Regions from separate parts of the Homo sapiens genome. Here region 2 is linked to region 1. The links are chromatin loops, found by intact Hi-C in ENCODE. Cell type or tissue: mammary epithelial cell. All regions are shown on one strand.

Region 1 (5,000 bases):
CCACAGCAATTATAGTAGAGATTTTTCTCTCACTAATTTTGCATTAAACATAGCTTTGTATTCACCAACAAAAGTATTTTCAAGACCTCATTTTATTCTTCAGAACATCCTATTAACAACGGTAAAGCTCTATAGACATTTAAATAATAACAGACCTCTCTTACAGAGTTATTAATGTCTCAGTTGACAAAGCTTCTGCATAATAGAAGGAACATTTTAAGGACACTAATTTTTCTTACTAGCTACCAGTTAGAGAAACATCTAGAAGTCAGAACACATGAAGATGTGTACAGGATTGATTCCCTATCTATATTAACTTTTCCTGAGTATTCATAAAGGGATACAGCCTCTCCCTCTTTTCCCCATCCCTTTTACACTTGAGCTATGGAACGGTAAAAAGTAAAACACTATCTTCCTAAAACAAATATGACAACACCAGGGTAAAGAGGCCAAGATTCTTGAGTCTTTTTAAAGTTCTTAACGTGGAGAGAAATGTGAGGTGTCTATAATACATGTATCTTTCTCTGTTGAACAATCACGCCTTTAAAAGTTAATTTTAATCCTTCACATACTAATCCCTCAAATACTATTGAGAATATTCGATACATTTTGGATATCTATACTTATCCTACCATAAAATGTTTCTTTCAAAGTCATATATAATTTTCATAATGTATTTTAACTAGTTCCCTTCACTTTTTTTTTTTTTTTTTTTTGAGACGGAGTCTCGCTCTGTTGCCCAGGCCGGAGTGCAGTGGCGCGATCTCCGCTCACTGCAAGCTCTGCCTCCTGGGTTCATGCCATTCTCCTACCTCAGCCTCCCGAGTAGCTGGGAATACAGGTACCCGCCACCATGCCTGGCTAATTTTTTGTATTTTTAGTAGAGACGGGGTTTCACCGCGTTAGTCAGGCTGGTCTCGATCTCCTGACCTCGTGATCCGCCTGCCTCGGCCTCCCAAAGTGCTGGGATTACAGGCGTGAGCCACCGCGCCCGGCCCACTTTGTTTCTTAGAAGCATTGTGGTAGAGTAGGAAAGATTTCACACAGTTAGTGTTCAAGGAAACAGGTCTAACAGTTCCTGATTCTGCCTTATTTGTTTGGCAAGTTGGATAAATTACTTAACATCTCTTAGTCTCAGTCTTTTTATATGGAGAATGTGACATAGTCTTCCTGCATGAATTGTCGTGAGGATTTAATAGGAAAACAGATTAAGTTCCTGCATATAGTAGACGGAAAATAAATCTGTTCTAATTATATCCATCAAAGTTTGGGATAATAGCATTTAGCAGCCTATATAGCCTGACAAGAAAAATATTACTATTTGTGAAATAATGAACTGGACATCCAACCAAAGGATCAAAAGGGGTTTAGACCCTGATTTAAGAATCATTAACACTTTCCACATTAGTTTCCATAGCAGGGGGATTGATCTATACTTAACAAATCAATTCAACAAAAATATTCTAAAGACTTTTAAATATGCAAGGCAATGTACAGGACTATAAGGGGATCAAATGTAAACAAAACATAGCATTTAGTCCTGAAAGAGCTTATAATCTAGATAATTATAAATACCTCCATAATCCAATTTCAAAAGCATTTATGAAGGACCTAAAATAGTCAGTACTAATTTAGAGATAAAAGAATGAGTAAGACATAGAGTCATTCATAAGGATGTTCATAGATGAGAGCATATTTATGATGCACTGTGGCGAGTGCTATACTCAGAGATAACTTTTTGGTGACCTCATTTAAATCCACCAACTAAAACTGGTCACGAAAAATATTCACAGATTTATACAGCTGACAATAAAACATGCTTTGTGCAATTGCACTGACTCACTCCATTTTACAATAGGTTGTTTGTGCATTTTTTTTTAACTTAAAAGAATTGACAAACAACTGCCTGTGTTCACAGATAGTCAGGGGAACTTGGATCACCCATAATGCTTCAACCTCTGAATGACTCAAGAGTGGAATTTCAGTTTTGCTTTCTTTGGCCTGGAATGTTTAAACATTAGTTTCTAATATTGGAGCATACATCTTGTGAGAGCTGTAGAATGTAAACACAATCTCATGGTCCTTGCAGAAGAAGGAAATGGACAGAAGAAAACATCAACATTTACTAGGTGAATCCACTTGGGGTGAAAGGGGTGCTCTATTTTTCACTTATCTCTAATGCTTTGGGGTTGGCAACATTTCTCCTTTCTGTTGCAAATAATTGTGGTGACTAACCACGGAGTCATGGAGCCTCAGGAGCCTCAAAGAGTGAGGAGTGACTAAGCAACTGAACAGAAAGGTGCGGGGAGGTCAGTTGATGACTAAACTAACAACATATACAAGGTAACTTAAGAGTCATGCCAAGGAGACAGAACAAATACTTCCAAGGAAGTAACTCATAATATATCCATCAAAAGACATGTATTTAGGAAAGCCAAGGAATTCATTTGGCTAGCTTTGATACTTAGTATTTTGTTCATTTAATTTGATAAGTGTGGTTTGTAATTAAACTATAAAAATATTCATTTATTCATTCAAAAAATATTTTTAAAATATTTCCTCTCTACCAGGTACTAGGGGCTATAATAGTGAACAAGACAGACAAAACTTCTGCTTTCATGAAGCCTGCATTCCAGAGAAGGAGATGCAAAATAATCATATAAATTGATACACACACAATATAATGCCAGGTGATTATAAGTACTATGAAAATTAAAGCAGCTAAAGAGATAGAGACTAATGTAAATGCTATTTTAGAAAAAACTGTCAGGAAAGCTTGCTCTGATGATCATTTGGAACATATCTGTGAGAAGGGAGGAAGTGAGTCATAGCAAAACCTGGAGGATGTTTATGCCAGGCAGAGGGAAGAGCAAGTTCAAAGGTGCTGAGATGGAGTATACTTGGCATGCTTAAGAGAGGGCAAAGAATGCCACTGTATCTATAATGATGTAAAAAAAGAGTGACAATGAATTCAAAGATAGCCACTGGCCAATGCAGGAAGGGCCTTGTAGAACATGGAAAGGACTTGGGTTTTATTTTAAGTATAAGAGGAATGCTTTGGAGAGTTTTAAAAATAAGAGAGCCCCAAGTAGCATTTGTACCAGAGGTATCACTCTGGCATTTTGGTGTTCAAGTCTGGGAGAATGAAGTGGTGTGGAGGCAGAGAGGCAGAATGGAGGCAGGAAGGCAGGGAGGAAGATGTTGAGGCAGTCCACTGAAAGGCGACGGCACAGTGTTGGTGGTGGAAGTGGTAGAATTTTTTTCCCTTAAGTATCTATTTGGTAAGTAGAACTAACAAAATTTACTGACTGACTAGATGTGAATTATAAACGAATGTTCATGAGTTAAGGGGCATGATCCCTAGTTATGAGCTTGAGCAAACACATGAATGGTGGTACCATTTAACCATATGTGGAGACAACATAAGAGAAGCAAGTTTAGGGTGGATTAATTATCCAGAGACAAGTTTTTATAAATCAGTTTAGTCACCTCTTTTTATCCATAAGGCTAATTTTACTATTCAATGTTGATTTATATTTCAAAAATGTAAGGCAGTGACTGATGACTCATCTCCTTGTGATCCCCCAAAGGGAAGTGGTCTTGGAAAGTTTCATATTTTAGGCTAATGTCATAGTCATTTATTATGAGATAAGCTCTGGCTAATCTCTACTATCCTTCACTTACTGAATAGGGAAACACTGAAAGCCTTTCCACTCAGATCTGGAACAAGACAAAGATGTCCACTTTTACCACTTGTATTCAACATAGTACTGCAAGTCTTTGTAAAAACAATTAGGCAATAGAAAGAAATACATGGCATTCAAATTTGAAAGAAAGAAGTCAAATTATCCTTACTTGCTGATGACACGATCTTATACATAGAAAAATCTAAAAACTCCACCAAAAAACTCTTAGATTTGATAAATGAATTCAGTGAAGTTGCAGGATAATAATCAACATACAAAAATTAGTAGCATTTCTATACACAAATAATTAACTAGCTCAGAAAGAAATCCCCTTTACAATAGCACAAAAAATAGAATACCTATGAATAAGTTTAACCAAGGAGATGAAAGATCTCTACAAGGAAAACTATAAAACACTGATGAAGAAAGTTGAAGAGGATGTACACAAATGAAAAGACATCCCACACTCATATCATACATTGGAAGAATTAATATCATTAAAATGACCATACTGCCCAAAGCAATTGACAGATTCATTGCAATCCCTATCAAAGTACTAATGTCATTTTTCACAGAAGTAGAAAAAAGATCCTAAAATTCATATGGAACGAAATAGAGCCCAAGGAGCCAAAGCAATCCTAATCAGAAAGAACAAAGTTGGAGGCATCACACTACTTGAGTTCAAATTGTACTACAAAGCAATAGTAACCAATACAGAATGGTACTGGCACAAAAACAAACACATACACCAATGGAACAGAATAGAGAGCCCAGAAGCAAACCCATGCACTTACAGCCAACTCATTTTTTACAAAGGCACCAGGAACATACATTGGGGAAAGGATAGTCTCTTTAATAAATGGTGTGGGAAACATGGATATTCATATTCAGAAAAGTAGATACCCATCTTTTACCATATACAAAAATAAACTCAAAATGGATTAAAGACTTAAATATAAGACTTGAAAGTATAAAACTACTAGACAAAAACATTGGGGATATGCTAGGGGACATTGCTCTGAGCAAAGATTTTTTGGTTAAGACCTCAAAAGCACAGGCAACCAATGCAAAAACAGATAATTGAGATTACATTAGGCTACAAAGCTTTTGCACAGCAAAGGAAACAGTTAACAAAGTGAAGAGACAACCTACAAAATGGAAGAAATTATCTGCAAATGATCTACCTGACAAGGTGATATGGTTTGGCTCTGCATCCCCATCCAAATCTCATGTCGAATTGTAATCCTCAATGTTGGAGGAGGGGCCTTGTGGGAGGTGACTGGATCATGGGGGCGGACTTCCCTCTTGCTGTTC
Region 2 (5,000 bases), 110 kb after region 1:
ATCAATTACATAAAATGTGAAAGGTGGAAATAAAAGTATAGAGCTTTTGTACAAAGTCAAAATTAAGTTGTCAGCTTAAAATAGACATAACTAACTATTAGATGTTTTATGTAAACCTCATGGTAACCACAATGAAAAAAAAAATTAGTAGATACACAAAATCTAAGAGAAAGGAATCAAAGCATACTACTGAAAATACATTGTCAAATCACAAAGTAGACTGTCTAACAGAAGGAATGAATAAATTCCTAAAAGCATATAGCCTACCAAGACTGAATCATTAAGAAATACAGAATCTGAGCAGAACACTAACAAGTAAGGAGACTGAATCAGTAATAAAGTAAACCTTCCAATAAAGAAAAGCCCAGGATCAAATGGCTTCACTGCGGAATTCTACCAAACTTTTAAAGAAGAATTAATGCCAATTTTTTGTTAATGTTAACTTTTCCAAAAACTTGAAAAGCGGGTAATACTTACAAAATCATTTCACAAGGCCAGCCTTACCCTGATACAAAAGCCAGAGAAATACACTACAAGAAAAGAAAGGTACAGGCCAAAATTCCTAATGAACATAGATGCAAAATTCCACAACAGAATACTAGCAAACTGAATTTACCAGCAAATTAAAACATGACTGAGTTGGATCTATTCCAGGGACGCAAATAAGTGGAAAGATATTCCATGTTCATCAATTGGAAGAATTAATATTGTTGAAATGTCCATACTACCTAAAGCCACATACAGATTTAATGTAATGCCTATCAAATTTGCAATAGCATTTCCCCAAATTCATATGTAACTACAAAGGACTTTGAATAGCCATAATAACCTTGAGCAAGAACAAACTTGGAGGCATCACATTTCCTGATCTCAAAATACACTACAAGGCTATAGTAAACAAAACAGTATGATACTGACATAAAAACAGACATACAGAGCAATGAAACACAATAAAGATCTCAGCAATAAATCCACATATTTATAGTCAACTGATCTTCAACAAGCATGCTAAGAAACAATGGGGAAAGGGCAGTCTGTTCAACAAGTGATGCTGGGAAAATTGTATATCCACACTCAAAAAAATAAAATTGGACCCTTATCTTACACCACATACAACAACCAACTCAAAATTGATTAAATACTTAATACCTGAAGCTTTAAAACTACTGGAAGAAAACATAAGGGAAATGCTTTTTGACATTGGTCTGGGTAATTACTTTTTGGACATAACTCCAAAAATATAGGCAACATGAGCAAAAATAAACAGGTGGGATTGTGTGAAACTAAAATGTTTCTGCATAGCAAAGGAAACAATTAGCAGAGTGAAGAGACTACCTATGAAACAGGAAAAATTTATTTCCAAACCATGCATCTGATAAAAGGTTAATATCCAAATATATATGGAACTCAAACAACTCAATAGCAAACAACAACAACAAATAAGCCTACTTAAAATTGGCTAAAGAATTTAATATATGTTTCTCAAAAGAAGACATACAAGTGATCAACAGGTAGATGAAAAGGTGCTCAATATCACTAATCATCAGAGAAATGCAAATAAAACCACAATGAGATATCACTGCACAACTGTTACAATGGCTATTATCAAATGTGAAAAGAGAAGAAGTATTGGCAAGGATGTGGAGAATAGAGACCTCTGTGCACTGATGGTGGGAATGAAAATTTGTACAACTATTACAAAAAACATAATGGAGGTTCCTCAAAAAATGAAAAAATAGAATTATCATATGATTCAGCATCTTACTTCTGGGTGTATATCCAAAGGAAATGAGATCAGTGATTGGGAGAGATATCTGCACTCCCATGTTCATTACAGTATTATTCACAACAGCAAATATACATAAACAATAGAAGTGTCATTCACAGATAAATGCGTAAAGAAAATGATATATATACACACACATGCACACACACAATAAAATATTATTTAGCATTTTTTTTTAAAAAAAAGGATATCATGCCATTTGTGACAACACAGATTAACCTGGAAGACATTATGCTAAGTAAAATAAGCCAAACATAGAAAAACAAACACTGCATAATCTCACTTATATCTGGAATCTAAAAATTAAAACTCCTAAGAGCAGAAAGTAGAATGGAGGTTACCAGTGGCTGAGAGTAGGGAAAATGGGGAGATGTTGATCAAAGTGTACAAAGTTTCAGTGATGCAGTATGAATAAGTTATCTCAATTTAATGTACAGCTAGTAACTATAGTTAATAATACTGTATTGTGCACCTGAAATTTGCTAAGAAAATAGATCTTAAGTGTTCTCACCACACACACACAAAATATGGCTACTATGTAAGATGATCAATATGTTAATTGGCTTGATTATGGCAATCACTTCACAATGTATGCTTACATCGAAACATCGTGTTGTACACTTTAAATACATACAATTTTTTGTCACTACATCTCAATAAAACTGAAAAAAGTGGGATTCAGAATAGAATCTCTAAGAATAAAGATGGAGTATTTTACTGTGTCTTCTCATAGTCTAATCTGTGTCTTGAGATCTTGAGGATGTCAGTAAGCCAGAATAAAATTCTTGACCGCCTAAGACCATTCATTGGCTGGAATTTGTTTGGTTTTCTTATAAAAGGAATTGTCTTTCCAAATATCTTTAAAACCAGACAGCCAACAACTTAATTGTCATCAGCTGTATCGAGATGGCCCCACGCATACACAACATGTTTCTTTGGATTCTTATTATTTGCCACTTATGGAAAAATGACTATAATAAAGGGCTGAAGTACTATAATATTTTTAGGATGATGATGAATTTCTTCATAATCCTGGGGCAGTGATATTCAATCCTAAATCAAAAACAAAGTTGCTAAAAAATGTCCAACCTTTCTCCAGACTAAATGAATCAGAATCAAGGGTTAGGTTTAGGTATCCATATGTATTAATTGAAAGCTTCACAAGCAATTCTGATACATAGACTGAATTGAGAACCACTAATTTAAAGAATTCTGAGAATATATCTTCATAAAAATCATGCACATATAATAGAAAATACATATTTTAAATTAAGCCATTTTTCTCAAACCTATTACACTTTTCAAAAAGTTGTTCCCACACTGTAGACTCATCACAATATACATTCAACTTTGATCTTAAACTATGATTTTCTTTTTTTTTTTTTTTTGAGGCAGAGTCTTGCTTTGTTGCCCAGGCTGGAGTGCAGTGGCACGATCTCAGCTCACTGCAGCCTCCGCCTCCTGGGTTCAAGTGATTTTCCTGCCTCAGCCTCCCATGTAATTGGTATTACAGGTGCCCAACACCACACCCAGCTAATTTTTGTATTTTTAGTAGAGACAGGGTTTCACTATGTTGGTTAGGCTGGTCTCAACTCCTGACCTCGAGCAATCCATCCTCCTCAACATCCCAAAGTACTGGGATTACAGGCGTGAGCCACTACGCCTGGCCTGATCTTAAACTATGATTCTTAAGAGTTTCTCAGTTGATATTAACCTACTTAAATGTGTAACTCTTGTTTTCTTGCCAACAGACACCATATATAGTTCAAGAGAAAATTAGCCTTACTGGAGTTTCCTAACTTGCTTTAATCAAATTTCGACTGTTAACCATATTGGAGAAAAGCGCTAGTGTCAGTGAATGGACACATTATCCCCATGTTCCCCTGACTGGACACCATGGGGCTCTAAGCTGTGCCTTCCAGTCCTCCCCATATTACAACTCACGAGGGAGGTAGATGACATGTCCTAGGGACTACCAGGAAAGGAAAGGCTTTCCACTTCTGTGGCTAAGGCAGAGTGTGAACAAATTATGCAAATGAATACAGAGAGTGGGCTCCACTCTTGCTTTTTAGCCAAGCAAGGTCTCTGATGGAAGTAAGGAAGACACTGTGCTTACTTAACTTGTTTGCATAGTGCACATTCCTGCAATTCTCAGCATGGCCAAGTTAATTTTGTTTCCCCCCTCCCCAGTGTTCTTTTCCTTTCCTAAAAACTTTTCTTTAAGGGAAGCTAAAATGTGACATGCATAATATGGATCATTGAATTTGTCAATTACTCACTGAATAACCACACCAAATACAAATTACGTGTCAAGTTCAATACCAGGGATCTGAGGGATGCAGAAATGACTCATTATAGAGCTAATCTTAACATGTTCTCATACCATTTAAAGAACTGAAAGAGACAGATGTGCACACAGGTAGGTTTCAGTGTTATAAGGGCTACAATGAACTTTGAAGCACATTTGAGACATCACAGAAGAAATGGCTAGCCATCTCTTCAAGAGATGAGGATAGTGTGGCAAAAATTGCACTGTGCATGAACAGGAATTGAGACAAAACCTGAAAAACTGTCCTGTTCATTTTTTCTAACTTTGGGCTTAAGGAAGGCAATTGTCTGCCTTGAAATGGATGTATCAGTGAGGCATCAGGAGACTACAAGTTCAAAGTTCTTCAAACTCACTGTCTGTAAGTATTTTAAAATGGTTGCCTCACGGCCTTTTTCCTTAAGTTAGAGATACCCAAATATCTCTGTAGGTCAAACAGATCCTGTGGTGAAAATTTAGAATGGTACTATGTTGTCTAAAAGTACATTTATAAATGCAGGCATATGGTTATAATGACTTTATTTCTAATCCAAATGCCTTATAACATGACTTATTTTGGATTATATTTAGAGGCCTGGCATGAATTAATGGGAAAAGCTGTTTGTGAATTATTCAAATATAACAGGTGGTCTGGCAGGGCCTGTTAAAGGGGATTCTCAGTCTTATTGCCAGAGAGTAAACTCTGCACAGACTTGCAGGCCTGCCTGGATTCCATAATATCTGCAGCAAAAGGTTATTTCAATTTGTATTTTAGGAAGCCTTAAAAACTATTGAGAGGAGAAAAAAATATACTGTGAAAATCAATGGACAGGGTTAGCAAATAGTTAAACTAGGAATGTGTAGTGTGTTTATGTACATGAGTATACACATGGCCCACTCCCAGTTACC

What was found. Hi-C counts contacts between places; a loop is a spot of excess contacts. Peaks named below come from ENCODE experiments on the same cell type or tissue, not always from the same donor. Only the 100,000 strongest peaks of a DNase experiment are listed, where the experiment ranks them.
Region 2: a loop joins it to region 1, with 2.6 times the contacts of the local background. A loop is called at or near these places in 1 of 110 quality-filtered maps.

Annotation. Positions count from the first base shown.
Region 1 is chrX:29,660,120-29,665,119 of GRCh38, reverse strand. The region is part of intron 5 of IL1RAPL1 (interleukin 1 receptor accessory protein like 1); the gene reads right to left. Among named protein-coding and RNA genes, the nearest start is that of MIR4666B, 88 kb to the right of the region's middle. RefSeq lists an enhancer at 2,145-3,344. In mammary epithelial cell, no CTCF peak of the experiment used is centred here; DNase peaks (open chromatin) are centred at 1,889, 2,239 and 2,829; H3K4me3 peaks cover 130 bases; H3K27ac peaks cover 3,169 bases.
Region 2 is chrX:29,554,822-29,559,821 of GRCh38, reverse strand. The region is part of intron 5 of IL1RAPL1 (interleukin 1 receptor accessory protein like 1); the gene reads right to left. Among named protein-coding and RNA genes, the nearest start is that of MIR4666B, 17 kb to the left of the region's middle. In mammary epithelial cell, no CTCF peak of the experiment used is centred here; no DNase peak of the experiment used is centred here.